Linked DNA regions of Mus musculus: all the other regions are linked to region 3. The links are chromatin loops, found by intact Hi-C in ENCODE. Cell type or tissue: gastrocnemius. All regions are shown on one strand.

What was found. Hi-C counts contacts between places; a loop is a spot of excess contacts. Peaks named below come from ENCODE experiments on the same cell type or tissue, not always from the same donor. Only the 100,000 strongest peaks of a DNase experiment are listed, where the experiment ranks them.
Region 1: a loop joins it to region 3, with 2.6 times the contacts of the local background. A loop is called at or near these places in 13 of 42 quality-filtered maps.
Region 2: a loop joins it to region 3, with 2.5 times the contacts of the local background. A loop is called at or near these places in 13 of 42 quality-filtered maps.
Region 4: it touches region 3 in a loop (2.6-fold over the local background); 3 of 42 quality-filtered maps call a loop at or near these places.
Region 5: it touches region 3 in a loop (2.6-fold over the local background); 8 of 42 quality-filtered maps call a loop at or near these places.

What each region holds. Positions count from the first base shown.
Region 1 is chr6:140,469,666-140,474,665 of GRCm38, reverse strand. All of the region lies in intron 3 of Plekha5 (pleckstrin homology domain containing, family A member 5), which reads right to left. Among named protein-coding and RNA genes, the nearest start is that of Plekha5, 48 kb to the right of the region's middle. In gastrocnemius, a CTCF peak has its summit at 2,118 (motif pointing left); DNase peaks (open chromatin) are centred at 2,126 and 4,665.
Region 2 is chr6:140,851,559-140,856,558 of GRCm38, reverse strand. No RefSeq gene overlaps it. Among named protein-coding and RNA genes, the nearest start is that of Gm30524, 100 kb to the left of the region's middle. In gastrocnemius, a CTCF peak has its summit at 2,853 (motif pointing right); a DNase peak (open chromatin) is centred at 2,851.
Region 3 is chr6:140,707,293-140,712,292 of GRCm38, reverse strand. The region is part of intron 4 of Gm30215 (a long non-coding RNA gene); the gene reads right to left. Among named protein-coding and RNA genes, the nearest start is that of Gm30215, 30 kb to the right of the region's middle. In gastrocnemius, no CTCF peak of the experiment used is centred here; a DNase peak (open chromatin) is centred at 2,394; H3K4me3 peaks cover 314 bases; H3K27ac peaks cover 364 bases.
Region 4 is chr6:140,574,698-140,579,697 of GRCm38, reverse strand. It overlaps Plekha5 (pleckstrin homology domain containing, family A member 5), which reads right to left. Exons shown (of 31, transcript NM_144920.3): 22 at 2,360-2,471; 23 at 222-268. Among named protein-coding and RNA genes, the nearest start is that of Aebp2, 46 kb to the left of the region's middle. In gastrocnemius, a CTCF peak has its summit at 2,035 (motif pointing left); a DNase peak (open chromatin) is centred at 2,628.
Region 5 is chr6:140,643,878-140,648,877 of GRCm38, reverse strand. It overlaps Aebp2 (AE binding protein 2), which reads right to left. Exons shown (of 8, transcript NM_001005605.2): 5 at 4,806-4,930; 6 at 2,001-2,068; 7 at 793-906. Among named protein-coding and RNA genes, the nearest start is that of Aebp2, 23 kb to the right of the region's middle. In gastrocnemius, a CTCF peak has its summit at 2,758 (motif pointing left); no DNase peak of the experiment used is centred here.

The DNA of each region.
Region 1 (5,000 bases), 240 kb after region 3:
GGTGATAATCTGTTGTCTTGTTCTATTTAACCAGCAATATTGTGTACCTGGTAGGAGCAGACATGGGGCCCAGGAGCCAAACTATCCAACTGAAGTCACAATGTGGTGAGTTGTCCAGCAGCCACGGGACTCCCACCTGAGCTCACCGCCCCCCACCCCCTTTTTTGTTTTGTTTTTTTTCAAGACAGGTTTTCTCTGTGTAGCCCTGGCTGCCCTGGAATTCACTCTGTGGATCAGGCAGGCTTTGGACTCAAAAGATCTGCCAGCCTTTGCCTCGCGTGTCCTGGGACTGAAGGTGTGCACCTCCACTACCCAGCTGCTCCATTACTTTTAATGCTACCTTCCAGGAAATAGTTTCTTGACTTATACTTTAAAATACCAGTCACTTTATACTGAACTAGACACTTACCCTGAGTGACAAAATTAATACAAGTACTTACTGAAGCCTGAACAACTATACATTTTCAGGGGCCTTTCAGCAACTCTTGTTGCTATGGTTTCCAGTCTGATTCTAGTTATTAAGATCTTGTGGCTGACAATACCCATGCACAAGTCTATGGAGACAGGTTGCAAATAAAATGCAGTCTGGTGACTCAAAAGGAATATCAGAGTGAAAGAGGCTCTGCTATAAAATGCCCTACCTCCTTGCTTACAGTAGAAGGTTATGTTCTAATAAGGAACTGTTCAAAAGATGGTGATTAATTAATTAATGATAAGGACACTACATGTACATTTGTGTACCATGACATTAAAGAGTCAATTATGTAGTTGGTGGTTTGATTATAAATTCCTGAATCACTGAATACTTTAAAATTTGTTTGTATGTATGTATGTATGTATGCATGTATGCATATGTATGCATGTGTAGGTATGTATGTATGCATGTGTATGTATGTATGTATGCATGCATGTATGCATGTACATTCTTACCCCCTCCTCTCCCCTCTGAAGTGGGACTCTTGTAGCTTCAAATAACAATTAATCAAATTCAAAAGAGCCTAAGTAAAAGGAAGGTGTGAGTAAAGTCCAGGGGCTGTTGAGGAACGCAGAGGCCACAGATGCAGCTACTTCTCAAGGCTGGACAGCTGGACTGACATCTTTAAGGTTTCAGACCCAACACAGAAGAAGAGCTCACAGGGTAGGGATGAAGACTATGACTATTTGCTGTCAGAAGAAGGGAAGGGAAGGGAAAGGGAAAGGGAAAGGGAAAGGGAAAGGGAAAGGGAAAGGGAAAGGGAAAGGGAAGGGGAAAGGGGAAAGGGGAAAGGGGAAAGGGGAAAGGGGAAGGGGAAGGGGAAGGGGAAGGGGAAGGGAAAGGGAAAGGGAAAGGAAAGCACAATGTTGATGGTCTGCTGGCTGGCTGGCTGGCTAGGCTTTGGTTTCTTTGAGATAAGGTCTCTCTAATAACAAACGCAGATTCTCCTGTACCAGCCTCCTGTCCGCAGAGACACGGTGTATGCCACCATGCCTGGCCTTTGATTGTTTTTTAAAAGGCTCACATAGTAAAGCTCTTATCCTTCCATCATAGATGACCAAACAAGTTTACACCATTTCTGAAAGTCAAGTTCTGAAGCGCAATGATAGTTTAGTAAAGACTCAAAAGTCAACTGTGAAACAGCCAGGACTGGACTGGCTTGACTGAGATGTAGCAGGCAAGTTCCAAGGAGAATTCAAGACCACAATTATGGCCAATTTCAAGAATTATGAAAGAAATAATTTAGATTTTAAAACTCACATGTAACAAGATAAGTATAACCAATATGCACTGCTGTAGACAGTCATTACAATGAAAGTTGTTAACTATGGTATTTTTCTCAATAAATTTCAACACTTATTATTAATAATCAAAATTACAAATAAGTATACATTTATATTTTTCAGTTATCATGTTCCTCTAAATTGTATCACTTATTTTAAAATTTCCATATTTAAAAATTCTATACAAAAAGCTGAAGGTTTTCTTTTGAGAAAGATCAATCTATATAAACACAGCACAGTCAAAAGCTTGTAAGCTGTCTGTCTTGCTAGCAGTAAGACAGACAAGAAACTGGCTGAATAAAGAAAACAAATCTGCTCCATAGCCTAAGCTCCAGAACACTGAAGAGCCAGCGCCCTCATCTGGCCAAACAAGGAACTGGACATTTTACATGTTCATTCAGTCTGCTAAAGAATACAATTCAGGACTTTAATTGGTCGTCAAGGAAGGGCGGGGTGGAGATAACTTACCAGTACAAATTTGTTTGCTACCTTTTAAAAAGCTTAAAAGGCTTGACTTCTTGCTACTAAAATGCCAACTTTTCATAGCATCAAACGTTACCAGTCCTCTTATTTGCAATCATTGTAAAATTGCTAAAGAAGGTCCTCTCTGGGGCCTGTGACATAGCTCATCAGGTGAGGGGTCTGTCCAAGCCTGATGTCCCAGGTGACTCTACAGAGCCACATGGTGGAGGATGAGAACTACTCCCCAAGGCTGGCCTCTGGACATTCAGACTAGGGCCACCATGTCCATACACACACATACGCAAACGCAATAAACTAAACTTAAAAGAAATATATACCTGAAAACAAGACATATTATGACTCACATAAAACAACCGTGAAATTATCTTCACTGGTAAGAAGTAAGAGTTTGCACTTCTTCCTGTTGAAGTATTTCTTTCAATTATACACAGACTAAGCATCCCTTGGCTCCATTCCTAGGGGCTAAAGTAGTTTACCAGCTGAGTGGTTCTAACCCACAGGTCCGAAACTTGAAGCTGAGAAGTTTTGCATGCCAGGAAGAAAGTGAAGTAAACAGAGCCTGGGCTTTCAGAGCCATTTTCAGACCTCAGACAGCCAGGTCTGCTAACTTTCTTGTATTATCAGTATGCTATCTGTGAGATACCACCTCAAGCAGCCGAGATACTTCAGTTACAACTGGAATGCTGAAGGTAAACATGACATGATGACAAGCCTCATGTCACCATCATATGATGACGACTTAGCACAGGCATTAACAGTGTCAAGATGTTAGCTATTTGCCAGACATTATTATAAGTGAGAGTTAGAATAGTTATCTATTGAACCATGTCCAGAATTTAAATCACAGTCTCAGAATTTGGGGCTATATCATCTCAAGGTAAACATGGTATCAATGACTTTGTTTCTAAATGTTTATTTGTTCATCTTACCTTATGCATGTGTGGCTGTAGATGGAAATATACGTACCATGTGTGAGCAGGCAGCCATAAAAGGCCAGGAAAGGCCACAGGATCGGTCACCTGGAAACTGGAGCTACAGTAGGCTGTAAGCTGCATGTCTCAGGTGCTGGGAACTGAACCTGGGTCCTTTTCAAGAGCAGCGTGTGCCGTTAGCCACTGCACCATCTCTCCAGCACCACCAGAGACGTAGTGTTGAAATATTTCCATATTTTCTCCTACACCTAGTCTCAGTAGGTCCTTCCTGGTTACTGCTGCATAAACCTATTTGCCTCATCTCTTTTCCTGTCTAAACTGCCTCACAACTACCTGCTGATATGCATCGCTGTGACCACGCTGATGCAGGCACAGCCACCTGGGTACAAGGCAAAACTTTTCCCACTCTGGGTCCATCTCAATCACACACACCTTGAAGAAGCAGTGAAGAGTGCCACAGGATATAAGGAAAGTTGTTTCTTCAGGATCTGACTTCCTTAAGAAAATCTGGTCTGAAACATATCTTCTGCTTGTGCACTGAACACACTACAAAAGCCACCCAAAAGTCCTCAACAGCCTCAAACTTCAGCCACTGTCTTACTTGCACGTCCTTCGGCCTCACTGCAACCCCACACACAAGCACATTTTTCTTCTTGATTTTTACCACAGGTCTCTCAGATGCTTTCTGTGTGTCCATCTGCTGGCTGATCACAACTGACCAGCCAGCTGATGTTTTCTGCCAAACTACAACTTGTTTCCAGTAGATGGACCCCCAGGTCCAAACCTCTGCTACTATGGTATAGGAGACTACTAGAAATCAGTATTTTTCTATCAACTTTCTTTTCCATCACCATACTCCCAGATCACACTTTTAAAATCTACTTTACCTACAATATAATTAAAGTTGACCACACAGGTCAGCTTTTCACTGGCTTCTGCAGCAAAGCCATCTTCCAATTAATGTACCAATGGAAGAGATAAGTGAAAATCCAGTGAGTTACTTGTATACATTTTTTACAAATCTGTTATTCTTGCTACTGGTCTAATTTTATTTCCTATATAGTAAGTTGAGAGTACAGAGCTATGTGCACACATATATGGAGGCCATTGGGTGTCTTCTCTAATTGCTCTCCACCTTCTTTATCAAGGCAGGGTCTCTCTCACTTGAACTCAAGGCTCACTGATTCTGCTGGCCTAGATAGCTAGCTTTCCCGGGGGACCTCAGATGTCTATCTCTTGAATGCTGGGATTACAGGTGGGCCATCATACCAAACAACATTTACATGGATGGGTGCCGGGGTTGAGAACTCTGTCCTTACATTTTTACAGCAAACACCTTACACACCCTGCCACCTCTCCCTTTAAAAAACGGAAACTGTTTTATCATCCAGCTGGCTGAATGGATTTGCTGTGCCTACCAGGTGGGCCTTGGATTAGCAGCGACTCTCTTTTGCCTTTCTTTCTTTCTCTTTCTCCTGAACACTGGGATCACAGCCATGCACCACCACGTGGGTCCAGCATTAAATGCGTTTACATGGCCTGGTAAGACGGCTCAGAGTAAAGATGCTTGCTGCCAGCATCCTGAATTCCATCAGTGCGATCCAGATAGTGGAAAAAGAGAACTGATCCCTGCAAACTGTTCTCTGTCCACCACACATGTGCTTTTGTAACACACACTGTGTGTATATATGTGTGTACACATGTGCGTGCACACACACACTTTCACATGAATATTTTTCAGTATCACCTTTCATTTTATTAGTGGTGCGTTAGGTATTCAGTCAGTCTTTACTTCAATATATTATTGCGGCTCAGTAAGACATTTCA
Region 2 (5,000 bases), 140 kb before region 3:
GCTTCAAGGATACAGGGGTAAAGGCAGGACAAAGGGGTAGCTTTGAAATGGGAGCGGAGGAGGGGAGAAGGGTGAGAGGTGGCTGAGAAACACAGAAGGTTAGGCAAGGACTGTTGCTTTCAAGTTATGAGCTGGCTAATGAAAACGTTGCCTTTGTAAATGTGGCTCTCCTAAAACTGCTTCCCATCATTTTAGAAGCAGTGTCTGTCTTCCCTAACTATGGACTTTATCTAACACAGGAAGGACAGATTTAATTTCTGTCTGTTGCCAGTCCTCATACAAAGGATCCTTTTGGTCTAGGTTTGTCATTCAACAGCAGAAATGGAAAATGTAAACACATATTAAAATACTAACACCCCCACCCCACCTCATCCCCCACCCCCACCCTTACCCCCGGAGCAAAAAAAGGATTGGTGATTGAATCTTTTTCCAAAGCCATGTATCAGGACTGGAGAGACCACTCATTGGAAAAGATCTGCTCAGCACGTGTTTACAAGTACCACCAGAAAAGCGAATTAATTTTAAATTACCTTTCAAAGTATCTCCTCTTCTATCTTGACCCTCTCCTACCACAGTCTTAAAGTGTGACTTTTGTCCCAAACAGATTTTGATCAACTTTACTTCTTCCCCAGCAAAAGAACTCAGGACACAAAGCAAAGAGATGCTATACACTGTTCTGAATGCTGGGGTAACCCTAAATAAAGCTCGTGTTTTCCTTGGAGAATTAGTAACTTCTCTGAAATAAAGAAGAAATCTCTCACAACGCCCCAACCTGAGTTAGTCTTTTGTTTTCACTTGCTGAAATGAAATGTTTTGGTGCACTTTACCTCGATGCCTGAACTAAATTTTTAAAATGCAGGTTAATTAGCAGCAGCAGCAGGAATACAAGAATGTTTTCAAATGAGCTACCATGAACAGACTAGCCAAAGATGGCTTAACATCTTTTGAAACAAAGAGCTATAGGCTAAATTGTGCCCTGTCCAAAAACATTCATATGCTGGGCTCTTATCCCAGATTCTCCTAGGATGTGACTGCGTTTGAAGGGAAAGTCAGGTCATTCAGGAAAAAATGTTTTTGTTTGGGTGAACCCTGATCTAATTTGACTGCTGTCCTGGTGTAATGGTTTGAATAAAAATGGTCCCTGTAGGTCCATAGGGAGTGGCACTATTAGGAATTGCAACCTTACTAGGGTAGGTGTGGGTTGTTGGAGGTGGTGTGTCACTAGGGGAACCAGTTCTCTTCCCACTGCCTGCCAATCTGAACCAAGAACTCCCAGCTCCTTTTCCAGCACTATGTCTGCCTGCAGGATGCCGTGCTTCACACCATGATGATAATGGACTAAACCTCTGAACCTGTAAGCCAGCCCCAATTAAATGTTTTCCTTTGTAAGAGTTGCAAAGGTCATGGCCATAGAAACCATGTAACTAACACTGTATAAGATAGAGAAAGTCAGAGGCACAGAGGGGCATCCGTGATGCTCACACATAGGAACGGCTACATGTGGACACCATTAGCAAGCAGCATTAGAGATGCCAATGAGTACAGCTTCAAGACCCTGAACCCAGCTTTCCCACACTCAGAACTGTGAGAAAATTAATCCCTGCTGTCTAACTCAGCTGGTATTCTGTGGCGGCGGCCCTAGCTGGCAGAAGCACAAACTGTCAAGACAGAGATTAGCAACAGGAAGTGAGTACCAAGTTGATCTGCCAACAACACCAAGAGCTAAAGTAAGACAGAGGACAAAGGGGGAGGTTGGGGAGCCCCAGAGTCAGGTGACTGCATCAAAGAAGAGTTCAAAACACTATGGCCATTCAGTCTGTGTCGAAGCCCAGGGGTGGTCTACAGAACCTCGCAGTTACAGAATCATGAGTTGTGAAAGGGTTGGACGTCCACAATCAACGTAATCTGTCAGTGTTGCCTGCCCTGATGTAGAAGTCTAGAGCGAGCCTTTGAAGTAAGCACCATCAAATGTATGTGTCTGAGCCTACCCAGGTTGGTAGTTCATGATCCATCTTTTTCTTTCTTTTCTCTGTGGGTTGACTCAGCCTCCATCCTTGTGAGGAACACAGACACATCTGTTACCCTCAAATGGAACCTTTTCTCTGATCCCATACAGTGTCCATCAGCGGCAGCGTGTAAAACCCAGGCCTGCTGTTCACTTCCTCACCGCCCTGGACAGAATGAAGTTGACATCCTTCAGTGTTCTGTTCTCTGACCCTCAATGGATGGAGGTAATGGTTCACAGGTCCCCCACTGCACCTACGCGGCCTAGACATCAAGCACTCCTCAGGTTGATAGCATGTGTATTGGGGGAGTAGATTAAGGCTGTCTTCATGTAGATGTGAAGCTATGTGGCCAGCTTTAAGAGAACTGAGGTCCTTTCAGCTAGTCTGCAAAGGGGCCCTCCAATATTCTTCTTTACTCTTTGTTCTTTCCCAATCATCCTTTCTTACAATCCTGGCGGACTTTGTTCAGGGTCTGCAAATCTCCCTTTAATCTCTGAGACCATGCCCTTCACACAGTTGGGGTTTACAGTTGGAACTGAAATTATTCCTCAATTGTGATACTTCACGCAGGCTTCGCCTTTCAGGGGAGCAATTTTATGCCTCCAGTGACATAATTTCCCATTAGTCAAAGGATTAGATATTATTCTACAAAGTATATAAAAAATTAAGAAAAAGTACTTTAACAAATAAAAAAGTAGGACGCACTCAGCCTTCCCCCACATGCAGCCCTGGGTGGCTAATGACCAGCTGAGTTATTTGGCATCCATGATTCTCTGGTGGTTGAAAAAAATATTCCCAAACAATTAAACTGAGGAAATCCTCTGAGAAAGTCCTACACTAGGTGGCGCTGGAGAGGTGGCAAAGCCATTAAGAGCACAGGCTGCTCTTAATTCCCAGCAATCACAAGGGGTCTCACAACCACGCATAACTCCAGTTCCAATTTGGGGACTCCAAAGACACAGGGCACACAAATGGTACACATGCGTACACGCAGGCAAAACACCTATTCACATAAATAATTTTAAAACTCACACTTAGGGATGCTAAGCAAGTTATAACACGAGACCCAGATAAAAACACCACTGAAGCCAACTACATGAGGACACACAGCCAAGTTCGGGCGCCACGCGAAGAGGCCATAGATTGTCGCTAAACAGGAATAAAGGAACAGCCCTCCTAAGGAAACTGAAGCTGAGTTTGAGGATGTAGCTTGATAGGACAAAGCTCAGGTCCCCAGGGGACCCTCCAGTGCCTTGTGCAGCCCGAGATGCCATGCCCGAGCTTCTCAAGATGAAAAGCCTTGGGCCACGTAGGAAAACCATGGACGTCATCCTAACTTATCTTGATGGCTAATTCTTCTGAAACTAAAACCCCACATATCCAGGTTTATTACAAATAAAGCCGGGGTGACTCATGGGTAGCTTCACTCCACTTCTTCTTGAAAGTTGATTTTAATGGAAGTAGTACAAGATAAATATTAAAATAGCACCTCCAGGCAGCCCACCCCAGAAATCTGAGCTTGCCACCCTCAATCAGTCAACTGTGGCCCACGGTTATTTCAAGGCAGACAGTCACTCTTTTTCGATCCTGGCTGCGGACTATGCTGTCAGGATTCATTGAGTAGCACGAGACACCAAGAGTGTGCATGTGTTCATGTGTGCATGCCTGTATGCATGTGTGTGCATGCACATGAATATTTGAATCTAAATGGCCAACGACAAACTTTATATCATAACCGTAAGGAGAGGTGGAGTGAGTGAAAGAGCAGCTACTCTCTGGTCTTAGAAACGTAGTTTTCTCTGGCTATTAAATTAAATGGAGACCCAAAAGCGGTGGACCATGAAATACTTATTGGAATTGTTTTTTTTAACAGTTTCCATAGCTACCCCTGGGACTGCTCAGTCTGCTCAGAGCCGTGTTTTCATACACACAAAGGATGGTAACCACACCACCCACAGACTCTGAGATTTACACCAGCTCTGGGATGGGCCCTTTGCTTAGTCACCCTCTTCTTTTAAATCCTCTCCTCCTTGTGCTTCCTTCATTTCCCTGTGATACCTCCACCTCTGCCAGCTCCTTCCTCACACTGCAGCCTTCAACACCAATTGTTAGCTGATGGTAGGTCGGCTTTCCTAGTCCTGTCTGTTAAAGCCAAGTGGCACGGAGACAATTGTCCTTGCTGCCACATTCCAGGGCCATTTCCCTGAACATTTTCTTCCCATTCTTAGAGGTCAGCATGACATCTTTGCTTCAAATCCATTTGTGAGATCAGTTTCAATCTCCTCAGCTTATAATAGACAGTGTCCCCCAGCACACCTGAAATCTGGCATCTAACCCTTTCCTACCACCACCCCCCTCCCGCCCCACCCCATGTCTCTTGGGCCTTGATTTAAATACACATCTGTCTTCTGTTTGGCCTAACTCTGAATCCTCCCAGACCTGGCTCCTTACTTTTTTCTTCCCCTTCACTACAATGCCCACCGTTCTTTTCAGGCAGCCTAGCTGCAGAGAATTCTACTCATCTATCATCATTGTATTCTACAAAGGTCACTTTCAACTGTGAGCCATCGACCTGTGAACCATGTCAGTTAGATGAGAGAGTTAGGACCCACTGAACCTCAAGCCAGCACCCGTGTCTTTCTGTTTGTAAATGCCTGACTTAATTTATACTTTGATCTGTTCGTGTTGAGGTCAAACAGTCATAGCTCTTGCCCGATCAACGTTTGTCTAACACGTGGGTTACTCCATAAAGGACATCGCAGCCTTCTCCTGTGTAGGACTTATCAGCTTTGGAGTTACCAGTCAGGACTCAGCACTGACCTCATGGGTGTTTTAAAATAGCAAAACCACCAACAGAACGAACTTAAAAAGCTGCAGGTGAGATAAACAGACTGCACGGCATCCTTTTTAATCATGTGGGGGATAGCCAAGGCTGAGAGTCACCTTGTTTGACCTTGGGGTAAGCGACAGGTCCCACTGTCCTATATGTGCCCA
Region 3 (5,000 bases):
TATGTGATTGTGATGAGGGGCTCACGTACAGTGTGGAGGTTAGAGGACAACTGTGTGGACTCCGTCCTCTTTGCACCTTTGTGTGTCCCGCGTACTGAACTGCTGCTGTCAGGCAGCAAGCGCCTTTAGCCAAAGATCCTCAACCCTGTCCACAAACCTGTCAGGTAAGTGAATATGCATCAGGACGGCCATGAGACCGTGTTAGTCAGCTTTCTGTCGCCATGGCAAGCACTAAGACAGTGACTTATACCAAGAAAAGCTCCATTGGGGCTCACACTGTCAGAGATTCTGCTCTGTGGCTAGTTAGCCCTGGTTCTTCGGCAGAGAGAGGCAGGATTGTATCACAAAGCAAAACCACTCCCAAGGCTCGGAGAGAAAAGAGATGGAAGAGACACAGGTCCTGTGATCTCCTTCCAAAGTACATTCCAGATGACCTAGAGATTTTGCCACCAGGTCTCATTTCCTGTAGTGTCCCACTATTCGCCAAGTTTTTAACCACCTGGATCTCCAAGGGACATTAAAGTCCCAAATGACAGCAATACCCAAGGTCACAGAAATAAGGAATCTCTCCGACGTTGACATCTCAGTGGGCTGGTTCAGAACGGATAATGCATTAGCTCTTGAACTGCAGGTAAAATGGGTTATTTGACTTTTTTTGTTTTGTGTATGTTCATGTATGTGAGCGTGGGCGTTCCTGTGTACGTACAAGGTGGTCAGCAGGCAGGCTCAACAGCCAGTCCTTCACCTTCCGCCCTGTTTAAGGCAGGGTCTCCCACTGTGTTCTCCAGGCCCATTGGTCCAAAGTGCATCCAGAGTTCCATCTCTGCCTTCTTCTCACTGTAGGAGAACTGGGATCACACAGGCCCCTTACCTCGAGAGTCCTGTTTTCTGTGGATTCCGAGGATATGAACTCAAACCCTCCAACGTGCGCAGCAAGTACTCTATTCGTTCTGCCCTCCCCCTCCCCCAGGTTATGTGGCATTTTAAAGGTACCGATCGGGTTTCCTGATTCCTGCTGGTGTTCTAGTCATTTCTGGTTTCGAAATCATGATTTTCTTTCTTTCTTTCTTTTCTTCTTTCTTTCTTTCTTTCTTTCTTTCTTTCTTTCTTTCTTTCTTTCTTTCTTTCCTCCCTCCTTCCCTCCCTCCCTCCTTTCTTTCTTTCTTTCTTTTTTTTTCTTTCTTTCTTTTTTGTGTTTTGTTTGTTTGTTTGTTTGTTTGGGGGGGTTGGATTTTTTTTTTTCCAAGACAGGGTTTCTCTGTATAGTCCTGGCTGTCCTGGAACTCACTTTGTAGACCAGGCTGGCCTTGAACTCAGAGATCCACCTGCCTCTGCCTCCCAAGTGCTGGGATTAAAGGTGTGAGCCACCACCACCCAGCTGGAAATCACAATTTTCTTCAGCCTATTTTTTTTTAATTATTTGTAATTACAAGGGAGTTTATCAGAACATTTGATCCTTTCTATAACATCAAATCAATGTCTCAGCACGATTATTTCAGATTTCTCGCTCTACCTTTGAATCCTTACATCTATTTAGTTTGAAGTTCTTATTTTGGTGGGAATTTTCTTTCCTGTCTAGTTCTCAGAAAGCAAATGAATTAAATTAAGTCATTGGACATTCTTCAGGCAACTGTGACAGGAACTCAATAAGGTGGGAAATGGGCTGATAACCTCAGGCGTCCTTCCACTACGATTTTCAATACCTATTTGGTCAGGCTTAAACAAAACTGGGTTCATTTGAGAGCCTTGGGTTTTGAATGCAGAGTGCGCCCCTGGCTGGGTCCTTGGCGTACCCATGAGTCACTCAGACCTTACAAGTCTGAAGGAAACCCTGAGCTTCAAACAGTAGGAGGGGGGCTATGGGACCAGAAAACTAGGACCTCTCTGGTAAAGTAGAGTCAGTAAAGTAGGCCCTAGGGATGTTAAGGTGATTTCAATATGTCCTTTGCTTTAAAGAAACCCCTCAAAATCGTGTGCCAAGCTCACTGTTAGGCAGCCCTAACAGTACGGTAGCCTGTCCCTGTGTTTGTGTCACAATAGACAATATATGTCCAAAAGGCATTCGATTAAAAGGGAAAATGAACTAATTGATAGTATGCTAAAAGTTGCCCAAACTTGAACATATTCTCTCTTTTTAAAATATTTATTTTCAGCTTGGCGTGATGGCGCATGCCTTTAATCCCAGCACTTGGAGGCAGAGGCAGGTGGATTTCTGAGTTCAAGGCCAGCCTGCTGGTCTACAGAGTGAGTTCCAGGACAGCCAGGGCAACACAGAGAAACCCTGCCTCAAAAAAAAAAAAAAACCCATACAAAAAAAATTTCTTTTTAATCATGTCTGTTGGAGGTGGAGTAAGTGCTAGCAGGGTCCAGAAGAGGGCAGTGGTCCCCAGAGAGCCAGAATTACAGGTGGCTGTGAGCCACACAGCTTGGTTCCTCTGTAAGAACAGTAGGTGTCCTTCATCACTGAGTTACCTTTCCAGCCCTTAACTTACAGGCCTTTTCAGTGTTGACGCAGGAAGTATCCCAGGCCCCATACAATGCTGAGGTCCATAGAAGAGGATTCCTGGAGAGAACCCCTGTCCCCACCACCTCCACAGTCTCATACTGCAAAGCCCTGAATGCCCTTCCTTGGAGTTCTCTCGGACCCACTCTGCTGCATTAGTGACGGCCAGGGCAGAGGGAGAAGCCTGGGGACCCCCTCCCCCATGCTCTGTGCAGAGCCCTGACAACTGAGCTCTTAATTTAATAAGGAAGCAAGCCCCATTCCTTGAGACCACTTAGCCAAGGCCGGGTACCAGCTGCCTTAGGTCAGCAGAAACACCCATAGCTTTTCCTCCTTAGAAGGCGGCCCTCCGCCTGTGGTTACACACCTCCCACCCCAAAGGATTCCTGATGGGCTGAAGGAATCACAGACCGCAGGGAACCTTCCTTTGTCTCATGGAGATGGCTTAATGTCCTTTCTTAGGAAGTACAGTTTTCTACTGACCAAGAGATCTGAGCAGGGTATCTGTAGTGCATGTCCCTGCAGGAAGGAAAATATGTTGTCAACACATGCAATCCAACATGCACTTGGAGTACATTGTTGTCTGGGGTTTGCTTGTGTTTCTTACTTTTGGGGGTTTTTTGATTGTTTGTTTGTTTTAAAACAGTCTCACTCTAGCTCAGGCTGGCCTGAGCTGGACTTACCACCACGTCATCCAGGCTGCCTCAAACTCTTATGATCCTCCTGCCTCTGCCTCCTCAGCACTAGGTCTATAGCCATGTTTCACTCTGCCTAGCTTGAGTTGCTGTTTTTTAAGCAGTTTTGTGGTGTTGTTGTTGCTGCTGCTGTTGTTGTTGTTGCTGTTGTTGTTGCTGCTGTTGTTTTGTTAGCCACCGCCCTGGCTTCCCTCAGGACACAGACTTGCTTGCACTCTCACAGCCTTGAACTCAAAAATTTGAGACCAGGCTGGGTAACAGAGCATAACCTCTGTCAATAAGAAGGGATGGGAAAGAGGACGATAAAGAAGAGGGGGAGAAAGGGGGAGAGAGGAGCGAGGGGGAGGAGGGAGGAGGGAGGAAGGAGAAGGGGAAAGGAGATTTAAACTAGACAAACATGTAAAGCAATATAGTGTGTCCTAGAAACCCAGAGGAACTTTGGACATGCAGATATAGTTTCCCCCAGAATTATATTTACCAAAACTGGATAATATGTGTCATTTTTCAAGCCATTGCCTAAAATTCAACTACACACACACACACACACACACACACATATATATATCAAGTGAAAGAAAAAAATTCTCATTAACCACAAAATTCAAAACGATCTAGGCCAGAGCTGTTGAGAATAAGGTAACAGCAGAAATTAATCATTAAGTTACAAAGAAAACTTGCGAAGTTAAAAGCCGTCACCCCAAACGGCGTTTTCAGGGTAATGATGTTTCAAGCTGCAATTTCAGAGACGTTTCCTGTGCATGTTTTTGCGGTTAAGGTCCCTGTTTCTGATGTGCACTTTCAAAACCAAAGGCACGTACATTTACAAAGCAATGCCAATGTAGAAAGAAGAAAAAAACCCTTTTCTTTCCACCAATGTGTACATGAAACACTAACCTCAAAGCGTTCCTATGCTTGAGCAAAACAGGATTCTGAGTCTCTCCTCCCCCACCCTCACTTCGAGGCCATCTCCGTGGAGAGACTTCCCACAGGAAAGGCTTCTTAAACTCAAGTGAAGGCAAATCTCAGCAGACAGGTCTCGTCAACTGTGTTTGCCCCGAGGTAAACCACCCATCCAGCGATATTTCCACACACCTGCCCATTCTTCATCAAATGTAATCCCAAAGTGTCCACTTCTCCCTGGGTCTTTGGGTCTGAAGGCTCCTACATCACAAAAACAGTAAATACAGTCCTTAGACTTTTATCTTGTTAATCTCTCTCTCCTTGTACAGGGTGTGACTGTTTATCTTGACAATTTGACTGGATTTGAAATCTCCTAGTGTGCTCCGGAGGGTTTCCCAGAGAGGTTGGACAGAGGAGCAAACATCCACCGTGCATGTGAGCTGCACCATCCACAGACTGTGTCCTGGGTGAACAAGAAGCTGAAAGGAAGAGAACCCCAGCCTTCATCCCTGGTTCCTGACTGCTGGTGACCAGCTGCCTCAGCCTCCTGCTGGCATGTCCTCTCCCTCCCCAGCTCCCTTAAACTGTGAGGTACAAGTCCCAGCCTTTCTTGAGTTGCTTCTGTCAGACATTTTGTCTCAGCAGCCAGGAATGTTGACTGCAAGTCCTGCGTGGGGTGAGGGAGACAGTACCTGCCTGTCCTCTACAAACCTTCCACGTCACAGCTCATCCTAGGCCAACAGGCAGATTAACAAGAATGCAGCATGCAGCTGGACGTGGTAAGACCTTTGACAAATCAAAAGAAACTAGAGGCCCAAAGAGTCCGTGAAACCTGAGCATTTAAATTCACGTGAGGTTGGGAGCCAAATACGGACTTTTGAGAAGGAAGAGGACAAAAGCAA
Region 4 (5,000 bases), 130 kb after region 3:
TAAGGTTAAAATGACCTAGATATATTTATTTAAAAAACATTTTTTTTCTCCTGAGACAGTCTTGCTATGCAGCCCAGGCAAACTTGCTTCCTCGTGTCTCAGCCTCCCGAGCACTGGGTTACAGGCACCGCCACCCGGGCAGGCTGGAACAGAGGAGATGTAACTACTTTTATCTCACTTGTTAATATCTCAAGTTAGGTAGAAAACCAAGCCCAACTTACCTCGCTCTTGTACTTAACTGATGAGAAAGGCTTTGATCCTGCCAGACCTACTGGGAAAATTAGAAAACATCACTGCTTATGTAAGAACACTTTCCTTTCTTCTTTTCTTTTTTTTGGTTGTTTTCTTCTTCAAGACAGGATTTTTCTCTGTGTAACTGCCCTGGCTGTCCTGGAACTCACAGAGATCCCCCTGCCTCTGCCTCCTGAGTGCTGGGATTGAAGGCATGTGCCCCACTGATCAACAAGAACAACTTTCTAAATCCACAGCAAGCATGATTTCAGTTAGCTTACTTTACTTAAGGATTTAAACTCTGGCCTGGAGAGATGGCTCAGAGGTTAAGAACACTGACTGTTCTTCCAGAGGTCCTGAGTTCAAATCCCAGCAACTACATGGTGGCTCACAACCATCTGTAATGAGATCTGATGCCCTCTTCTGGTGTGTCTGAAGACAGCTACAGTTTACTTATACACAATAAATAAATAAATTTAAAAAAATAATTGAAATTCGATGTTTTTATTTTATGAGCATGTGCATGCACACGTGCCAAGTGCTCATGTAGATAGAAGGCAGAGGACAGCTTGTACTAGTGGGCTCTGTCCTTCCACCTTGTGGGTCTCAGGGATCAAACCCAGGTCTCCAGTATTGCAGCCAATGTCCTTACCCACTGAGCTGTCCCACCAGGCCAGCCTGGTTCTACTTATTTTAGATGAAGTCTTCTCCGCTCTATCCCTACCCATTGCCTGCTTTCAGAAATGGAGTTAATCTTCCCTGCCAGTAACTGAGGCTGGCCTCAGACACAAGGCAACCCCCTGGCCTCAACCTCCCTAGTGCTAGGACTGTGGTGTTAGCTATCATATGTGGTGAAGCCTTCCGTTTCTTTTCTTTTTTGGGGGCGGGGGGGGGGGGGGGAGGGGCAAGGTTTCTCTGTGTAGCCCTGGCTGCCTGGAACTTGCATTGTACACTAGGCTGGCCTCAAACTCAGGGATCTGCCTGCCTCTGCCTCCAGAGTGCAAGGATTTAAGGTCTATACTACCACCAACATCTGGCTCTAAATACTAAAATTAAAAGATGGTATTTCAGGCTGGAAAGATGGCTGACTGATTCTCAGCTGGAGGCGCACAACGGCCTTTAACAGTTCCAGGGGCTCTGCTGCCTTCTGGCCTCCACAGGCACAAGTCACACAGATGAACATGGAGGCAGAACACCAGCACACATAAAGTTTTTTTAAAAATCTTAATAATAAGAAAAGAAAGGATATGTGGAAACAGGTTTCCTCACGCATTATTGGCATACACAGTAATCTTTTATGAGACCAATCTGGCCGTAGTCTTTAGAATGGAGTACATACTAACTCTTTACACTGTGGGACCTGGTGGAACGATGCCTGTTACAGAGTGACTCACAGACAGTAACAGAGAGAGCTGCAGATACAGCACACATTCACCGACATGAAGCACAGTTAGTCCCTGCAGTTAATCTCTCTTAGGCAGCTACTACTACATTTGGGGCGGGGAAAGCCAACAAGATCAGTTACCATGGTAATGGTAGCAGGAACTGCACTCATTGGTTAGAACCAAGAAAAGACAAGAAGGTGATGTTGACATATGTTGATATGCCACATACATGAATGAAACTTTCAAAATATAAATAAAAGATTTATTAAAAGGTAGCCGGGAAGCAGAGCTGGAGAGATGGCTCAGAGGTTAAGAGCACCGGTTGCTTTTCCAGAGGTCCTGAGTTCAATTCCTAGCAACCACATGGTGGCTCACAGCCATCTGTAATGAGATCTGATGCCCTCTTCTGGCCTGCAGATGTATATGCAGCAGAGCACTCACATTAAATAAATAAAAAATTTTAAAAGTGGGGGGAGCAAATTGAGAAAAAGGGGTGTAGGATCACTTCCGTTTTTGTCCCCACACTAGGAAGACTCAGAAGGGGAGAGTCGCTGAAGTCCCTTCAGCTTCACTCACTCAGGTCAGGGTTTGTGTGGCGGTGGCTGCCAGAATTGCTGCTTTTGGTTTATTAAGTTATGTACCATTCAGTGGCTCAGAGGGCTGGTTTCTGGTGATAGACTCTATTGAGGTGCAAATGTAACGCCATCTTTCCATTTAGACACCGCTGTGCAGAGCTGACCCACCTGTTTCTGAAGAGCCTCTTTGCTGTTTGTGTTTGCTCAACCCCTCCATGACATCTTGAATTCTCCAGAGCTCCTTTTGAATCTGTGCCCGTTGAATTCCTGCCGACTCACTCTATCAGCAAAGACGACAGATCACTGTAGTGCTTGCGTGGGGCAGGCCCGTGGACTCATGCATTTGAACCCTGGGTGTCTGCTGGCGGGGCCTTGATAAAGGCAGTCCACACTGGGTGGGAGCGTTGATGCTTTACAGCTGGGCCCGTCCTCGTTCTCTCCCTCCCGAGCTCTGGCCAGCCTCCAGGCCTTCCTGCCGTGATGGAACCAAGGCAGAGGGCCAGAAGAAACCCTTTCTCCACTAAGTTGCTTTTTGTTAGGGTTTTCTATGACAGCAACAGGAAAATAACTAACTCAATAACAACTTACGAAAACCGTCAACCTTATAAGTTCTACTAGTCATAAATAAACAATTAGAGCGGCCGAGGGCTAAGTCCCAGGGTATTTAGCGTAACACACACGAGGCAAACAGTAAAGCTGTGCCAGGCGTGGTAGTGCACACCTTTAATCCCAGCACTCAGGAGGCAGAGGTAGGCTGATTTCTGAGTTCAAGGCCAGCCTGGTCTACAAAGTGAGCTCCAGGACAGCCAGGGCTATACAGAGAAACCCTGTCTCAAAAAACAAAACAAAAAATCCCAAAAAACCCCCAAACAAACAAACAAACAAAAACCAGTAAAGCTGTGCATGTCCATCACGGCAGGAAGGCCTGGAGGCTGGCCCGAGCTCGGGAGAAGAGAAGGAAAGCCAAGGAGTTCTCCATGGGCTACCTCGGCTACAGATCACTTTCTCTGGTTTCACATACAGCCAAGCCAACGGTGGGCTGCAGATCAGTGGCAGGAAGTCATTTGTCCTGCATGCACAAGGCTCTCGCACAGCAGCAGCGCTGGATTTAAGAAAGAGTCACTACCGTGTAACTGCTGCTCAGTTACAGCTGCTGCTGCAGGCGTGGGCGTGCGCAGCCCAGGAGCAGAGCTGAGGACACTTATGCCCCATCACCTCCTCCCAACCTTCCTGTACAGGGAGGGAAGGCACTGTATTACTTGTGGTTTCATGGTTCACTGACAGGCATGGGACATGTTCTGAGGATCAGGGCTCCTGCACTACTTCCTAAATTCTAAAACATAAAAAACAATCCCCCATAATCAGCTTCCAAACGCTGACACCATTGCATACACTAGCAAGATTTTATCGAAAGGACCCAGATGTAGCTGTCTCTTGTGAGACTATGCCGGGGCCTAGCAAACACAGAAGTGGATGCTCACAGTCAGCTATTGGATGGGTCACAGGGCCCTCAATGGAGGAGCTAGAGAAAGTAACCAAGGAGCTAAAGGGATCTGCAACCCTATAGGTGGAACAACATTATGAACTAACCAGTACCTCGGAGCTCTTGACTCTAGCTGCATATGTATCAAAAGATGGCCTAGTCGGCCATCACTGCAAAGAGAGGCCCATTGGACTTGCAAACTTTATATGCCCCAGTACAGGGGAACGCCAGGGCCAAGGAGTGGGAGTGGGTGGGTGGGGGAGTGGGGGGGGGAGTGTGTTGGGGACTTTTTGGATAGCATTGGAAATGTAAATGAGGAAAATACCTAATAAAAACAATTAATTCTAAAAAAAACAAAACAAAAAAAAAAAAACAAACAATCCCCACTTGATTGACGGAAGTAAGTAAGTGTGTTTCCAATACAAACATTTCATCCCAGCCACTTTTACTCTATTCTGGTACATTCACTTTCTTCTTCTTCTTCTTCTTCTTTTTTTTTTTTTTTTTGGTTTTTCAAGACAGGGTTTCTCTGTGTAGCCCTGGCTGTCCTGGAACTCACTTTGTAGACCAGGCTGGTCTCGAACTCAGAAATCCTCTTGCCTCTGCCTCCCAAGTGCTGGGATTAAAGGTGTGCGCCACCACTACCTGGCCTACATTCTGTATCATGCTTTCTTATTTAAACATTTTGTATCATGCTTTAAGTTAAAACCACACAGTTTCAAGACTCTGTTATACTTATATGACCCTTGCAGGGAAATCCATTTGTCTTGGGGCTGGAATGATAGCTTAGCACTTAAGAGAGCTTGCTGTCCTTCCAAAAACCACACGTTAGTAGCTCACAACCACCTGTTACACAAAGTCCAGGGTCCATGACCTCTGAGGTATCCACACATGTGGCACACACTGTCCACATACAATGTCCTGTTGCTGTGAGAGAGGGAACACCATGGCCACAGCCAAACTCTTCCTATCTTATTTTTTTCTGAGACAGGGTTTCTCTGTGTAACTCCGGCTGACCCCAAACCCAAAACTCACAGAGATCCACCTACCTCTGCCTCCTGAGCGCTGGGTGGTGAGAACCAATGCTGCCTGGTGGCTTGCTTTGGGGGGCAAACTCTTCTAAAAAGAAAGTACTTGACTGGGGACTTGCTTACAGTTTCCGATGGTTAGTCCCTGACTATCATGGCTGGATACAGACAGGCACAGTGCTGAAGTAGTGCCTGACAGTCACACTGAGCCTGCTGTGGCTGCTGCTGCTGCTTCTTTTTTTATATTTATTTATCTCATGGATGTGGGTACACTGGCGCTGTCTTCAGACAGACTAGA
Region 5 (5,000 bases), 63 kb after region 3:
ATGAACACCCTACTGCAGTTATGATATATGCAGAGAGAGTAGTCCCAGAGAGGCTGCTATTGTTGTATATCAGCTAAGAAAAATTCCCAAGAATTTTTTTTGAACTTCCGAGAACTTCTTTGAACCACAGTCTGAAACTGCCAGGTCAGAGAAGCTGAGAAATGAGACTAGGGCCAGGCAGTGATGGCGCACACCTTTAATCCCAGCACTTGGGAGGCAGAGGCAGGAGAATTTCTAAGTCCGAGGCCAGTCTGGTCTACAGAGTGAGTTCCAGGACAGCCAGGGCTACACAGAGAAACCCTGTCTTGAAAAAACAAACAAGAAAAATAAAAGAATTGAGACTAGGAAATAGTTAACAAGCACAAAGCTACTTAAACCTCTCTTGGGCTCAGTCTGGGGAGAATGTGAGTGGAGTACCGGGCATACACAACACACTCCATTTCTTTCCAGGCCCACAGAGTCTGACACAGAGGCAGTGAGGCAGCACTGATGACACAGCCCCACAACCCATGCACCACCCAAGAAAGCTATTGGAAAGAAATATCTAGCACAAGTTGCTTGTCCCAAGCCCAGAAATCTATGTTCTGAAGCCTTTAGAGCAACATGGTTCTGAATGCTCTGATGAAAGATGTTCAATTAATCATGTCTAGGCAAAATCAAGACAAAATCCAGCATTTTAGATAAAGATTATATTTCATCTCTACTGAAAAATAAATTTCAACTCACCCAAAATTTAGAAAGATCAAAATAACAATTACGAAAGGAAAAGTATATTGTCACAAAGTAAATTACCTGTAAATGTTTGGGTCCAACAGCAAGGCAGTATCTTTGGGTAGCTTTGATAAATGAACTACTTTCGTTTTTAACTGATGTCGTTCACTCTCATTCACCCATACATCTGGCAGACTATGAATTAAAAAAGAAAAGCCAACAATTTATAGTTATCCTAGACGCACTGTCCCTGTGTCTTTACTTTTCTGATTCTCTGACAGAGACACCTATGCGCTTCTGCAAAGACAGGTATGGCAGACCACACAGGGAGCAGCACACATTCAGTGGGTAGCATTTGGGGTATAGGATGGACTAGAAATTTGTACAGTCTGGCTTCCAACTAAATCAAAGAAAATCTAACACTTTGTTTCTGTCAAGGAGAGATCTTTCATAAGACTGAGCCGAAAAAGAAAAGGTATTGGAAAAGGAAGGAAAGGAGAAAAGGCATGTATGTGTGACCAAAATCTAAATTTAAGAGTATTTAATCCTACAAGAGTCAAAGCCCTTTAATATCTGTATTGTTCAATTTCCATAACAGTAGGATTATGATGACATTGAAATTTGACATTTTTTAAATGTTTATTCTATTTTATGAGTATATGCCTGCATGCATGTGTGTCACGAATATGCCTGGTGCCTTGAAGGCCAAATGAGGGCATCTGGACAGTATGATGTGCCGTGTGTTGGGTGTTGAAAAAAAAAAAAAATCAAAACTGCCTGCTCAAAACTCAGCATTAATAAAGACCATGAGCTCACAGACAGTGGGTGACATGGAGAGGCAAAAAGTCTCCATGTGGTAGCAGCTTTCTAACCGAAGACCAGTCCACAAAAGTGATCACGATGACTTCATAACCTGGCCAAGAAAGCCATGGCTCGCTCGGGAGACCAGAGGCTCCCAGGCCCAGAACCTCCTCCAGCTGCTGTCTGTCAAGCTGCCCTGACATCACACACACTGACTCCTCTCCACACACTCTGACATCACACACACTGACTCCTCCTCCAGCTGCTGTCTGTCAAGCTGCCCTGACATCACACACACTGACTGGCGGGCAGAGTCCTCTCTCTCGGTCCTCACCAGACACAGTGCAGTTGAGCACAAAGTATAAAAAACTCAGCTCAGCTGTCAACTTGACAGCCTCAAAGCACAGTACATTCTGAAAGTTAAGTAATGTTTACACTCACAATTTTAAAAGTAAACGTTTTGCTTTCCCACACTGTCAAACACTCACATGTCTTCCGGCATCCAATGAAGCAAAAGCTTTATCTTTCCAGATTCCTCCTTTCTCTTCGCTATTACCTAGTAACAGTACAAAAAGAAAGACAGAAAACTATAAAACACCACTCGTCTATACTCTTAAATTGACATGGTCATGCCTACCAGGAAAGGCACTGCCACCACAACATCTTATCCTTTCTTCTTTGCACATGTCAACCTCTTCCCACAACACTGAAATTGCCAAGGTACCCACACACACTCATAAATTTAAAAAAAAAAAAAAAAACAAAACAAAAAAAAACTAAAGCAACTAATGGCTGTCAGGATGGCCGAGCAGTCATAAGCACTTTCTTCAAGGGCTGAGTCTGACTTGGGAGAACGGATCTACCAAAGGTCCTGAGTTCAAGTCCCAGCAACCACATGGTGGCTCACAACCATCCATAATGAGATCTGACGCCCTTTTCTGGTGCATCTGAAGACAGCTACAGTGTACTTAGATAAAATAATAAATAAATCTCTTTTAAAAAAAAGAGATGTCCAAATAAATATTGTTATATTGTTCTCAAAACATATCACAACTAATAATAGAACTTTATAAAGAAAACCAATTCTTTCCTATGGAAGCCTGTAGTTATATGATTGCATTAGCATTAGACTTGGCAATTAATGGAAAAATGCAAAAGTAGGTCTGGAGTTACAACAACAAATGCAGAACAACTCAGGCCAACACAGCATCACAACCAGATGTGTGGTTCTGCTGACCTCTTCTGGAGAAAACTTCACTGAAGGCACACATTAGCACATGTAGACAGTTTCAAGTAGTTCATGACAGTTACTAACAGGGACACTTACAGTTACAGTTTGTATTAAGCATTTCTGCCATTTTAGCAGGGAATGTATGTGGTGCTGTGTATCTACAATCCCAGGCCTCAAGAAGCTGAGGCAGGAGTTTGAAGGTAGCTTTGTAGACTGCCTCAAACGTTATTCTATAAAGGTTGATTCTACTCAACATAGAATGGTATTCACCACAGCCATGACAACTTGCTCAGCTGGCTGATTCCTCTCTAGCTCACAAGGATGTCCCACCCCCCCACGTTTCACATGACCCCCACCCCCACCCCACCCCCACGGCAAGGTCCCTCAGCATGCACTCACTCCATGTCAGTGCAGGCACTCACACTAGTGTACTTAAGGGTTCAATCACTCATCCTTGGTTATTACCCACACAACATACACAGTATGTCCTAATCTGCCCAGGCCCTTAGCCTTATATATTCTCCTAAGTGTTCCATCATCAAATGATGGGGATATTTTAGTTGGAAGTATTTACACACAAAATACATTTTTTTAAAAACCCAGAGCCGGGCGTGGTGGCGCACGCCTTTAATCCCAGCACTCGGGAGGCAGAGGCAGGCGGATTTCTGAGTTCGAGGCCAGCCTGGTCTACAGAGTGAGTTCCAGGACAGCCAGGGCTACACAGAGAAACCCTGTCTCAAAAAAACAAGAACAAAACAAACAAAAAAAACCCAATAAAACAAACACTAAACAATGGGGACATGCATGTGCTAACCCTAACACTAACACACACACACACTTTAAAAATAACTAGAAAAAGGCTAGAGACAGACGTGGTAGTCAAGAGTACTTGCTGCCCTTAAAGAGAATCCTTGGAGAGTTTGGATACCAGCAACCACGTGGCAACTCGCAGGCAGGCATACACATGCACATAAGTTAATAATACTTTTTAAAAAGAATGGCCAAGGGGGCTGGTGAGATGGCTCAGTGGGTAAGAGCACCCGACTGCTCTTCCGAAGGTCCGAAGTTCAAATCCCAGCAACCACATGGTGGCTCACAACCATCTGTAATGAGATCTGATGCCCTCTTCTGATGCATCTGAAGACAGCTACAGTGTACTTACATATAATAAATAAATAAATAAATAAATCTTAAAAAAAAAAAAAAAGAATGGCCAATAAATTTGTTCCTTGCTAACCAACTGATTTTACTGTTTTTTGTTTCTAAGCTGATATTCTGCTTGTTCTGGGTTGAAAACCTAGCCCCAAGAAATAGTGACTCTCCACAATGTGCTGGCCAGCCACGGTTCTAGAAAACTGAGGTTATACCTATGAAACAAAACACAATTAAAAATGTCCTCCTTCTGGGCTGGTGAGATGGCTCAGTGGGTAAGAGCACCCGACTGCTCTTCCGAAGGTCCAGAGTTCAAATCCCAGCAACCACATGGTGGCTCACAACCATCCGTAACAAGATCTGACTCCCTCTTCTGGTGTGTCTGAAGACAGCTACAGTGTACTTACTATAATAATAAATAAAAAATCTTTAAAAAAAAAAAGTCCTCCTTCATGATATTGATGATATGTTCACACCCCCACACTAGCCCCACCCAAATACTTTTTTTGGCTTTTGGTACTAGAGGTTGAAGATTGACCCCACAGCCTCCATTATGCTAGGTAGGCAATTACTCTATCACTAAGTTCCACCCTTACTCTTCATTTTCAGCAACTACGTTGCCCAGGCGGCCTTACAGTCACTCTAGCCCGGGAAAGCTTGAACCTAAAGATGCCCGGGCTTCATGTGCAGAGTGCCAGGATTCACAGGCATATATATACTAACATATCACAGGCATATATATACTAACATATCACAGGCATATACTAACATATCACAGGCATATATATACTAACATATGAACAAAGCTGTGACTTTAACAAAGCCTCCTAAATTTTGATCAGTGTATAAATGTGAAGCCAGTGTATACTTTGCCGTTCTATCTAATTTGAAAGAAAAACAGAATACTTACAGTACTGTGGAAAACAACACTGTGTCCCTTCCCTAGACTTTCTATGTGAGCAGAGAGGTTAAAGCAGATGGCTCGATGTCTTATGGCATCCAGTGTTTGTGCATCGAAGAAATCGTGTGGCCGCGCTGAAAGGTTAAAGGCAGTTTAGAAGATGTCAACCGTGTGCTTTGCAAGCACAGAAGACTGCAGCTTTAA